Regions from separate parts of the Mus musculus genome. Here region 2 is linked to region 1. Evidence: chromatin contacts called from ENCODE Hi-C or POLR2A ChIA-PET data. All regions are on one chromosome and are shown on one strand. Each heading gives the region's core, a stretch centred on a gene start or an enhancer-like site at or near the end of the contact. The rest is flanking DNA. Distances are from core to core; before and after follow the strand shown. Region 1 overlaps Evi5l (ecotropic viral integration site 5 like). Region 2 holds the start of Map2k7 (mitogen-activated protein kinase kinase 7).

The links. A loop is a pair of places that touch in the nucleus more often than their neighbours do. ChIA-PET counts read pairs that join two places held with the same protein, here RNA polymerase II (POLR2A).
Region 2: a map of heart shows a loop between it and region 1 (2.1-fold over the local background). The contact joins the promoter of Map2k7 here to the enhancer-like site in region 1. A Hi-C loop is called at or near these places in 6 of 37 maps with a recorded cell type or tissue (gastrocnemius, heart and left cerebral cortex). POLR2A ChIA-PET finds 5 or more read pairs at or near these places in 5 of 5 experiments (Patski and embryonic stem cell).

Annotation. Positions count from the first base shown.
Region 1 is chr8:4,190,228-4,196,457 of GRCm38, forward strand. Evi5l (ecotropic viral integration site 5 like) reads left to right here. Exons shown (of 20, transcript NM_001346730.2): 7 at 1,010-1,153; 8 at 1,358-1,447; 9 at 2,893-2,990; 10 at 3,079-3,139. Among named protein-coding and RNA genes, the nearest start is that of 4932443L11Rik, 11 kb to the left of the region's middle. Within about 2 kb of position 3,189, at least 1 of the 3 ENCODE cell types and tissues checked has a DNase peak (open chromatin) inside an H3K27ac peak, as active enhancers do; it is heart, where a contact is called at or near this core.
Region 2 is chr8:4,235,560-4,241,789 of GRCm38, forward strand. Map2k7 (mitogen-activated protein kinase kinase 7) reads left to right here and starts at 3,181. Exons shown (of 12, transcript NM_001164172.1): 1 at 3,181-3,474; 2 at 5,129-5,176. The coding sequence starts at 3,351. It overlaps Lrrc8e (leucine rich repeat containing 8 family, member E), which reads left to right. Exons shown (of 3, transcript NM_028175.2): 3 at 1-1,911. The coding sequence ends at 605.

The DNA.
Region 1 (6,230 bases), core at 1,939-4,438:
AGGAGTTCAAGGTCAGCTCAGCTCCATAACAAATTGAATGCTACCCTATGATATATGAGACCCTCTTCCAAAAAGTAAACTATGGTTTGAGAAGATGGCTCAGTCAGTAAAGTGCTTGCTGCACAAATGTAAGGAATTCTGTTTGAACCCTCTGCATCCATGTAAAAGCCTCATAGGCTCATAGGACGATATTCCTGCTACCCTCACACGGGGAGGCAGAGGCAGCAAGAGGGCAGAGTTAAGTAAATTCCTGGAGTTTCCGGGCCAGCCAAATCAATGAACTACAGGTTCCATGAGAGGCATTGTTTTAACAAATAGGTAAAAGACAGCTGGACATGGTAATAAACACTTTTAATCCCAGCACTTGGGAGGCAGAGGCAACCAGATCACTGTGAGTTCATAAGCCAGCCTGATCTCCATAGCAAGTTCCAAGCCATCCAGTGCCACATAGTGAGATGCTGCCTCATAAAGAAAGGTTGAGATTGAAGGAGACAGCAGCATCAACCTCCGCACAGCCCCCTTACATATATGCATTCACATATGAACACATACAAACCTCCTACACATACTTACAGATAAAAAATAATTTGATCCCTAGCATCTGCCCCCCTCAAAGTTAAGAAGGAATTACAATGCCAAGCCAGAAGACCGAAGACTTTCACAGGCTATGATTTACACACCCAAGCAGATGTGTAACCAAAAGCATAGAGATGCTGGCTAAAGGGGAAACCCAGAGTTCTGATGCTGCCTTCTCCAGCCTCACCTTCCCCAGTGGTCTGCTGCTATCTAATAGCCTGAAGCTGAGGTCATCGCATTTTGACATGTATTTTCCCAGGCCCTGCTTGTAGCCCCATGGCACTCAAAGTTCCAGTATGCCTCAGCTTATCCCCAAACACAGTAGCTAAAAGAGGACCTAGGAGGGACCTTGGCTGCCCAGGGTAGGTCAGCAAATACTCCTTGGAGGTGAGGGGCACTGAGGCCCAATGCTTCCCTCTCCATCCCCACACAGGAGCAGCTTCCGGACCTGAATACCCACTTCCGCTCACAGAGCTTCCACACGTCCATGTATGCATCGTCCTGGTTCCTTACGCTTTTCCTTACCACCTTCCCCCTGCCTGTTGCCACCCGGGTCTTTGATATCTTTATGTATGAGGTGAGTGCCCCACAGGACACCCTTGCCCATTCCACTCTGCACGTGGAGAGAATCACATCCCAAAAGGAGTCCTAGCTAACAGGACAAAGGAGGGGCTAGAATGCAAGGAGGGTCTGAGCCTCCTGGTGGGAGACAGGAAGCTCATTGGTGAGGGATTATTAATGGGAGGACAGCAAGCTCATGGGACTATGGTTGCTTTTGCAGGGACTGGAGATTGTGTTCCGAGTAGGCCTTGCCCTGCTGCAAGTGAACCAGACAGAGTTGATGCAACTGGACATGGAGGGCATGTCCCAGGTGGGTCAGGATGGCTGGGAAGATGAAACTGTCTCTCCTGGAGGTGACAGGCACTGGAAATCCCATGGCTAGTTGGTAGAGTGCTTGCCTAGCATGCACAAAGCCCTGGGTTCCATTTTACAGCATTATATAAGCAGGCATAATGATGTATGTCTTTAGTCCCAACACTCAGGAGGTGAAGGCAGGTGAATCAGAAGTTTAAGGCTAACCTGAGCTATACAAGATTCTAAGCAATAGGTCTAGCAGTGATGGTGCATACCTTTAATTCCAGCACCTGAGAAGCAAAGGTACGCAGATCTCTGAGTTTGTTTCAGTCTTGAAAAAAAGCAAACCAAAACAAAAAACAAACAAAGATTCTAAGTGACAAGGGAGGGGCTGGCTTCCCAATAGAAGTCACTCCTGAGCATCTGGGATCCTTTCTTCCGTCCCTTGAGGCCCCTGAGGAACCCCAGGCTCTGTCAGATACAACCCAGAGCCAGCAACCTAGTACTGGGGAGAAGAGAAGGCCAACACTCAACTGATTTGGGGAAGTCCTACTCACTCTTTCCTACCCACTTGTTGCAGGTCCCCAAAGCTTGCCTGCAAAGTAAACCCTGAGAGTAAACATTTGGGAGGTTTTCAGTATGTTTTCATCCCAGCTCTCAGCCTGGGGGACACGGGAAGGAGCCAGGCATCTTGAGGTAGCCTCATACCCTGCTCCTCCCTGCCTGCGCCTTCTCCTGGCACAGTCTGCTAGATCCAAAGCCAGCTTTCCCCTCACCATGGTTTCCCCATCACACAGGCCCCTATTCCCTCCCAGCATCCTCCAGCTGGTGCTTCAGAAAAGAATGCACAAAGACCACAGTTGTGTTTGCGAACACGGCCATACATTGTCCAAGACTGCCTGACTGGAGCAGCTGGGCAGAGGAATAGGACCTGTGTCCACTGAGCTTGTCTACCCACTTCCTACGGAGGGTTCCCCCATGCTCAGACCCCATTCACCCAGCCCTGCCTTCAGGAGGTCCTCTGGCCAGATTGTCTTAATTTTATTTATTATTAGTGTTAATGTGGGGGTGGGAAGAGGGAGAGAGGAGGAGGGCTCATGGCACACAGTATCTCACAATTCAATTCTCTACTTCCACTCTCTTATTCTTTCCACTGTTGGTTCCAGGGATGGGACTCAGGTCAGGCTTTGCAGGCCAAGCTGATCCCCACTCTCAGCCTCAGCCCCAGTTTTCTCACGCTTCCCCCAAAAGCCTGCTGGGAAGGCAGGCCTCCCTTCTAGTCTAGCTGTTCTCTCTCCTGCAGTCAATTCATTTGCACAACAAATGTTGGCTGAATAACCAAAAACAAACAGCCTGAGTGCTGAGACAAAGAGAAGCCTCAGGCAAATCAGAATACAGTTAGAGCTCTGGCAGACCTGGTGGTCAGGGCCCAAGTGACCATGACTCCCTGTGTCTCCACAGTACTTCCAGAGAGTCATCCCCCACCAGTTTGACAGCTGCCCAGACAAGCTGGTCCTCAAGGCTTATCAGGTCAAGTACAACCCTAAAAAGATGAAGAGGTCAGTGCCCGGGCGTGGAGAACTCAAATGGGAAGCCCACCTCAACCCCAGGGAGACGGGACTTTGACCGTGTGCCCCGTCCTCACAGGCTGGAGAAGGAGTACGCAGCTATGAAGAGTAAAGAGATGGAGGAGCAGATCGAGATCAAAGTGAGTGCCTGAGGCGTGGGGGAGGGGCAGAGATGGGCTCCCCTGAGGCTTTCCCTTACAAATCCAGAGCTGGCCGCTAGAGGGCGGGCCTATCTAGCGCACGGGTAGAACAGGCTGGCCTGGGCAGACAATCTCTGGCTTCGGATGACCCTCGCTCACTTGACCTTTCCTTCACCTGCCAGCCCCGCGTGGGAGCGCATTCCCCAGTTGGCATGTCCTCAAAGCTGGCCACACAACAGTAAACAAGACAGTCAAAGATCCTTGCCTTCATGTCCCCGAAGCACCCCAAGTCATGGGGCGACCTCCAATAAATCACTGAAATAGTGTGGATTCCACAGAGTGCTCCGGATGTAGTCATACAAGAAAGAGACAGTCGCGCCTGGGAAGACACTCTAGGTCCTCTAAGTCCAAGAGTCCAGTGTAAAGGGCCTAGGATAGAAGTATGTACCTGGTGGGCAGGAGGACACCCCGAAGGCTGGGGGCACAGAGGAGCCTCCCGGAAGGTTGAGAGCTAAGGAGTAGGGTTCAGGCAAGCCAGATGGATATGTAGGCTAAGGATATGTAGACTACAGTATGGGCATCCACTGAGAGCTCTGGTTGTGCTGGTAGCCAGCTTGCCAGCCCATCAAAGTCAGTGCCTTGAGTGCACAAAACGTCTGAAACTAAACTTACCTCTCAATAGCCTCTTCACCTCTCTTCATGTGATTTTAGCTGTTCACCCAACAACATCGATTGAAACAAAGATGAGACCTGGTCTTAAGTGACAAGGACCTGGCTTTCCAGATAAAGGCACTCTTGAGCATCTAGAGTCCTTCAATATCTTTCCAAGCAGACCCAGGTACTTCCAGGTACAACCCAGGGCCAGGATGAAGAAGAGAGGAGAAAGAAAAGCTCATACCCACCTACTTCAGCCAGCCAGCCAGCTATACATTCCCAAAGTCCGCTGGCCAAGAATAAGGGCCCTGCCACACGAAATGGAGGACAGGCAGGGTTACAAACCTACACATTAGCCTGGTTTTGTCCTCTCCAGTTGATGAGTCAAAGTGGTTAGCACTGGTGTCCCACAGAGGACCAGCTGTGTGACCCGGGCAGGTGAATTCACCTCTCTGAGCCTTGGAGCTTTGCTGTGCTGGTCCTATTACTGCCAACCTCATGCTCATTGTTCCTACCTCCTGTAGGAAGTCAGGGGCAGGGGTATGTGCCTGAAGGCTGAAGCACTTGGCCCTGCTTGAAGTTCCCAGAAAGTTTTCTATCCTGGGTTTGTGAGCCATCTCACAAGGAAGGTAGCTTGAGGGTTGCACTAGACCAAATGTGGTCCTTGCTGTGTGCAGATGAGCAGCCTGCTCTCATCTGGTGACTGTGGGGACCCAGGAATAGAAAAGAATGTCACAGACCTTGAGACCACAGGCCAGATTAAAAATTTCTCCAGAGAAGAGATTTCCCCAGAGTGTTCGAAGAGTCAGACAGATGTCTCCTCATAGGGCATCTTACAAGTGTCCTGCAGTTTGGTCTTTTACTTTTAGACTGTTTCAAAACATCCTGGTTTGATGCTGGGAGGTCACAGTGATGCACGACTTTAATCCCAGCACTCGGAGGCAGAAGCAGTTGAATCTCTAGTTTTGAGGTCACCCTGGTCTACAGAACAAGTTCTGGGACAGCCAGGGCTACACAGAGAAACCCTGTCTCAAAAAATAAATAAATAAATAAAACAAACAAACAAACAAACAAAAACCAATCCCTTATTTGTTTGCATCAGGAAAGGCAAGATGACAGGTGCATAGACAACTGCCTTTGAGAGAAGTGTTTGTTGAGGCTGAGGCAGTAGCTTAGTGGTGAGCATTTGCCCAGCATGCACAAGGCCATGGGCTCCACCCTCCGTATAGAACAATAGAAAAAAAGGAAAGAAGGGGCAAAGGATATGGCTCAGTGGGTGAAGTATTTGCTGTGCAAGCATAAGGGCCTGAGTTCCCTAGAACACACATAAAGAGCAGTAGTGCGCTTTTCATCCCATCCACAGAGACAGGCTGATAGATCCCTGGGGGTCACTGGCAAGCCAGCCTAGCCAAATTGGCAAATTCCAGGTTAAAAAAGGAGGGGTAAGGGTGAGGAGATGCCTCTGTAAAGTGCTTGTGTCTCAATCATGGAAACTTAAGTTCGGAGCTCCCAAAACCCAACAGTAAAAGCCCAGCACAAGTAGTGTGCATTTATGACCCTAGCACTTGGGACTGGGAGAGGTAGCAGGCAGATCCCTGGAACTCATTAGCCAGCCAGCCTAGCTCAGTCCATACACAACAGGCCTGAGCTTCAGCCTTATCAAGAAACTGCATTTCAGAAACTAACATGGAACAGGGGTAGTGGCACCTGCCTTAATCCCAGCTGTGAGGTGGTCGAGGCAGGCAGATTTCTGTTCAAAGCCACCCTTGACTACAAGTTCCAGCCAATCATGGCTACATAATGAGATTCTGTCTCAACATAAACCAACAAACCTAGGCATTGTGGCACAAGTCGGTCATCCTAGGGCTGGGAGGTGGACTTTGGAGGATCAGGAGTACATGGTCTCCCTCAGCTATATGGCAAATTAGAGGTCAACCTGGGCTACCAAATGAGACCCTGTCTAAAGAACAGAACAGAACAGGAGGGAGCCAGGCATAGTGGCACACACCTTTAATCCCAACTCATGGTAGGCAAAGGCAGGCCAATTTCTGTGAGTTCCAGGCCAACCAGGGCTCAAAGTGAGACACTGTCTCAAAATATAAATAACAAATAATTTTGAAGTTACTAAGTATTTTAAAATAAATAAAGGCTGACCTCTGGCCTCCATGTGTGTGTGTGCACTGGAGCATGAGCTTATACACACATGCCTGCATATATACACACAAATAAACACACACAGGTGTATACAAAAGAGAGGGAAGAAAAGGGTGCTGACTCTTCTGTTTCAAGAGGAAAATGCAGGTCATGGTCATGTCAGTCAGAGAGCAGAGAGGGGCATGGTCCAGAACGTTTGACATGGTTTCTACAGAAAGAATTAAATCAGTGCAGGTGTATGTGAGCAGGCTCAGGACCCAGGCATGATGGGCTAGTAGAACAG
Region 2 (6,230 bases), core at 1,931-4,430, 45 kb after region 1:
GTATCCCCCATGCAATCTTCAGCCTGGGGGCTCTGCAGGAACTTGACCTTAAGGACAACCACCTTCGGTCTATCGAGGAGATCCTCAGCTTCCAGCACTGTCGGAAGCTGGTCACTCTCAGGCTGTGGCACAACCAGATTGCCTATGTGCCCGAGCATGTGAGAAAGCTCCGGAGCCTGGAGCAGCTCTACCTCAGTCACAACAAGCTGGAGACTCTGCCCACCCAGCTGGGCCAGTGCTTTGGCCTCCGCCTGCTGGATTTATCCCACAACGGGCTTCGTTCCCTGCCACCTGAGTTGGGCCTTCTCCAGAGCCTCCAGCATCTAGCCCTCTCCTACAACGCACTCGAGAGTCTGCCCGATGAATTGTTCTTCTGCCACAAGCTGCGGACGTTACTCTTGGGCTACAACCACCTAACTCAGCTCTCACCTGACGTGGCTGCCCTCCAGGCCCTCAGCCGTCTGGAGCTCAAGGGTAACAGGTTGGAGACACTGCCAGAAGAACTTGGTGACTGCAAGGGGCTGAAGAAGTCGGGGCTGCTGGTGGAGGACACCCTTTATGAGGGACTGCCTGCAGAAGTTCGGGAAAAGATGGAGGAGGAATGAAGCCTGGTGGGGGAAGGGGCAGGCTGACACAGAGGCCTTTACATGTTTCTGCCCAACATTGTATTCCAAGGGAGAGAGGTCCAGCAGGAGTGGAAGGAAGGCAGGACATGTCGGTTTTGTGCAGCTCAGACAAGATCCTGGGACTGGTTTTTCTGGAGGAGAAACAGGAGGCGGTAGATTTGAGGTGTAACCCCTTAGGGAAGGATTAACCAGTCTTAGGTTCTTCAACCAAAACCACACCTGTGTCTTTGGCTGGCTGGCTTGCCCTTCCTCTGAACATTCTGGCTTAATTAGTTTCCTATATGGGAGTGGGATTTCCAACCTTTCCCAACAAGGATCAGCATATACTTAGGGTTCTCTCCTAAGGAGAGGATACAGGGTCCAGTTCCAAAGTTCCATATCCCAACTTTCATGCAAGTCCTGATTTTATAAGCCCTTTGTGACAGGGATGGGTACTTAGAACAATGGCTCTCACATTTAGCTATGTAATAAAATCAGCTGAGAGGCCCGGAAGAAAACAAAACCCTTACATGCTTCCCACCCCACCCCTGAAATTATACTGACTCAGAATTTGGATGGGTAGCTGAGCATGGTGGCACACGCCTTTAATTCCAGCACTCAGGAGGCAGAGGCAGGTGGATTTCTGAGTTCGAGGCCAGCCTGGTCTACAAAGTGAGTTCCAGGACAGCCAGGGCTACACAGAGAAACCCTGTCAAAAAAAAAAAAAAAAAAAATTGGGTGGGGCCAGGAATCTGCTACTAAGTAAGAATGCCAGGTAATTCTGATTCAGGTGGTCCTGAGACCACATAATGGAAATATTGACATAAAGACTGGGCTGGCACTGAAGCTCAGTTGTGAGAGTGCTTGCTTGACATGCAGGCAGCCCTGGGTCCCGTCCTCAGCATTTCATAATCTAGGAGTGGTGGAACCTATGTAATGTAGAGATGCCTGTATAGTACTCTGGAGGTGGAGGGAGGAGGCGTGAAAGGTTGGAGGTAGCCTGGGAGACGGAGCATAGCTCATCTCAAAACAACTAAGAATGGAATACTGACATGTCAGCTATGGAGCCCCTTTTCTCGAGCCGTAGGGAGTCCCATCAAGTTAAGCAGTGTTTTCTCAGGACAATGCTCATGGAACATAAAGAAGAAACTGTAAGCCGAGTCTCCTGTCACACATTCCCACCTGAGTCCAGTGCTGGTGAAGGCTACCTTTTTTCCCAGTTCATTCAGGGATTTTCTTTTGAATGTTTCCTGTGCAGGGGAGCATATACCACTGGGTGCTTAATAAACGAGAACGGTAATTTCCACCTCCTTGTACAGTATGATTGTCTAAGCTGCCTATAACTGGGGCCAAATGATGACACCTGTCTATCAAATCAGGCTGTCTGTCCTGGGAGGAAGGATATCCAAGTTACTTCAACGAGGTGAAGTAGAATCAAGAGAAATTGGGTAGTTTTCTGCCTAGGTTTTTTTTTTTTTTTTTTCCTAAAGAATCTACCTCACCCCACCCTCTAAAACAGTTGGATGGTGGTGATGCCTATCTTCAGTCCCAACACTCCAGAAGGCAGAGGCAGGTGGATTTCTTGAGTTCCAGGCCAGCCGGGTCTACAGAGTTACAGGGCAGCTAGAACTACACAGTGAAACCTTGTTGCGAAAACAAAACAAAACAAAACAAAACCAATCCAATTTTCCTCTCCTCTTTTATCCTTTTAACTCTAAGCTTCTCTCTGCTCCACCCATAGGTCATTACCAAAGGAGTTCTAAGAAGCCTTTAAAGGCCAAGGCCCATCCCAAAGTGTTCACTGTTGCTTCCGGAGTTGTGCGCAGCCTGACCTCCTGGGTTTGGTCTCTTGCTGAATGTCCCTGCACATTCAACGACCCGAATTTACACACAAACTTTATCCTAGCACTCTTGGAAGAACTTAATGCAGGGTGGGGATGGGGCTAGCAGGGCAGAGGCATCTAACCCCAGGGACTGTCTTCAGATAACATTGGTTTCAAGTCCGGATTCTCCGGGCGAAAGGATAGGAATGGGGCAGAAAGTCTGGCCTTAACCTTGATTCTGACACCGAGCTCAGGAATCACCAACTCTGGATTCCCTCTCCACTTGTCAGGGCTACTCTCACTGTGCTGGGACTGGCTGAAATGGAAAGGGATTACCATGGGCACCTAATTACGGTGAGGAGGCGGCTCCATGCTAACAGCGAGAGTTCAGGCCGCAATTAAGCATAACAGGTCCTCATGAAAGACCGTCCTAGACGAGGAAGGTTGTTCCGTGAGGGCGCGGGCACCAGAGCGCCCTAGAGATGCACACGAAGTGAAGAATAATCTGGGAACAGCCGTAAGCGTGTGCAGTAAAGGCGCGAGCTTGGCCGGTCTCCCGCTTCTGCACGCAGGCGTGCGGTTGACCGGACTTCGCTTTCTCTCTTTTTTTCTTTTTTTTTTTTAAGTGATTTCCAACAGCGCTTAATCGCCTGAAACTTCACGCATGCGCACTGCGGAAGGCAGCGATAGGCCATGACAATGCATGAGGCCCGCCTCGGGCTCTAGGTGGCATCAGCTTCCTACTGGAACCCAGTGCGCACGCGCGGCGTTATGCACGCGAGGCAGGGCGGGCACGCGCTGGGGTGGTCTAGGCAGGACGGCGGCTCGGCGGGGTCATCCGAGCGCAGGCGCAGTGCGGTGTTTGTCTACCCCGGACTGACGGGTGGCCTGGCGGTGAGCGGCGGCAGCGGCGGCGGGGAAGATGGCGGCGTCCTCCCTGGAGCAGAAGCTGTCCCGCCTGGAAGCCAAGCTGAAGCAGGAGAACCGTGAGGCCCGCAGGAGGATCGACCTCAACTTGGATATCAGCCCACAGCGGCCCAGGCCCAGTAAGCACGGCCTCGTGGGGGAGGGGCGGGCGGGGCGGGGCGCGCACTGGGAGGCCCCGCCCACCGGGCAGATCCTGCCCCCGCTTCCGGGGCGCTAGCTCTCCTCCCCTCCACTCTCTGTGCTGTCGGCTTGCAGGGAGAGGGTCACGGTGACCTGGAAGTCGGGTGGGCAGTCTCCAGGGCGACTCTCTCCGCCCACGTACCGCGGTCCCGAAGTTCACACCGTTGGTACCTGAGAGCTTAGTCCCTCACCCTGTGGTCGGCTTCCGGAGCCTTGTCACCTGCACCTTGCAGGCTTTCAGACTCGAAGCTACGCCGCTGTGACTACAACCAAGTCTTTTAACTCTGCAAACAGTTATATCTCTTCTGATTCAGTGGTTCCACTCCTGCCGAGTCAGTGACTGTCAAGAGGTCCCCTCCCCTAGCAGACAGTCCACACACGTGCATGCCTATCTGCCCATGTAGGTCACTAAGTCCTCATCTACATCCGTTTTGATTGGAGGCTTCTATTTGACTTCTTTGGTCATATCAGATGGCTCCTTCTAAGCTTGGAAGGACCTTGTCACTGGACCCAGCTCACTGCCTCCTACATACAGGGGCACCTCATATCTCTAATGACCAACTACTTTTCACTATTGCTGTCTAGCCCTCAGGAAACACATAGCCATCTCTCAGCCTGGCAGCCTTTGTCTACAGGGCTCAAGTGACTGCTACTACTACAGACACCTGTAACCAGTGTAGTCCCATCGAGTAGAAACGCACCTCCTTTCTGAGCCTACTGTCTTTGGGCCTGCCTCCTGACATACGGTCCTGTACCAAAAGTGCTTCCTCTTCCTTTCTAGACACACATCCAGCTTGTCCACCATGACCACAGTTAGCATCCTTGTTGTATCCCAGATACCCCTGTCCCAAGTTGTCTTTGCTGAAAGAATCTGGCTTTTTTTCTCCCCTCTCTGTCCAACCCTTCCTCTGTCCCTCTTGATTCAGCAGAATGTCTTCTTTATATCCTCTGTGATGTAATCTTTGGAGTATACATACTATAGTTGTCTGTGTGGTCACTATGGTAAGAGGGGAAAGGCAGCCTCCTGTAGGTGAAAATTCTGTTCACTACCTGGCCACCTGGCCTGACTGACCTTCACAGCTTGATCATCTTCCTGAAGAGGCATTCAGGATTCCCTCCATCCCTACCCCTTCTGGACAAAGTCTTCCACGTTTCCTTCCTGGGAGTTTCTTCCAGGAACTGGAGATACCCAGAGGTGGGGATGCATTTCACTGATTCTGCCTGGGACCAGAGGTTGGGCCCCTGCTGGATTCCAGGGCCATCCCTCCACGGCCCTGTGGATGAGACAGGGTTGGGAATAGGGTTCTAGGTGCCATAAGAGCTGCCTGTCCCTAGAGCAGAGTAAGACCTGGTAAGGCTAGTGGCTGGCAGGCCCCAAGGAGTCCCCTGCAGGTGTCTGTCTCTGTCAGCTCCACACCTTCCTGCCATCATCCCATCTCTGTTGGTTTCTACCCATCTCTGCAGTTTGGTGCCTTGTGCCTCCCCCTCCTCTTCATTATGATTTGATTTCTTTTCTGTTGGACAAATCGGTTGTTTCTGTTGTGATTTATTGTGGTGTTTTTTTTTTTCTCTTTTCTTCCTTTCCCCATCCAGTTATTGTGATCACTCTAAGCCCTGCTCCTGCCCCGTCCCAGCGAGCAGGTACCAGCCTTTTTATCATTGCTGCTTGCATATCTGCACATTGACCTAACCGCTGCCCCAGCTGCAGAATGCCATCCCTACCCTATGCTGTATGTGGGTGTGTGGGTGTATTTGTGTGTGTGTATAACTTAGGGAGAGAGAGAAGGAAAGAGAGTTCTGTGTCTTCATTTTCACTCTCCCTTAACTACAGAAATGTGAGCCTGGCTATACTTTCTCTGTGTCCATTAGTCTTCTCATTTCTTCTCTGGCTCAATCTGGAATCCTAGAAGATGAAATGAGCTCCCTTAATGAGCAGGAGTCTGCTAAGTGGGCACACAATGATGTGTGTGTGTGTATAAATAAAGTAGGTAGAGATAGGTGCACTGCTCTTATTTAATCTGTCTCAACTATGAAGTGAATGAGTGTCATTATTTGTGTACTGTGTCTCCTTTCAGAACCAGGAACCTAGCAGTAAGTAAAACAGATCAAGCTCCTATCCTGTGGGGCTGAGGATGCAGGATGGACGGGATCCATTAGTGGTCACGAAGCATGTGTCTGATCCAGCAGAATAGTCTAGTAGGGTCTCTGCAGAGGGGTCTCTCAGGGAAAGCCTATGGAGGATACAGGGTTTGAACAAAAGTATACCAAGAGGTTAGGGGAAACAAGACCTCCCCCCTCCACCCCTTCCTCCAACCTAAGGTCTCCAATGCTAGGTAGATCAGCTGTGCTAGTTCCTAGGTGTGTAATGTCCTGTGTGTGTAAGAGAGCACCTGTGTTGATAGAAATGAGAAGAGCTCACTATTGGTGCTAGTGTGTCCCAGCTTGTGTGTATACATGGATGCGTGTATGTGTGCTGTATGTACATGTTTGTCTTTTTGCACATGAGTGTATGTATGTTGGGCTGGTAGCCTGCACACATATGGATCCCATAAGTGGGTACATGTCTCCATGGTCTGTCTTGCTTTCTCTCATTCATTCAATCATTCTCACTTTGTTTTCCTTCACTGACTTATACTTAATCTACTTTCTAGGCCTGCCGTGTGGCTCTAAACCCCTCTAACTTCTGTTCTCAGGG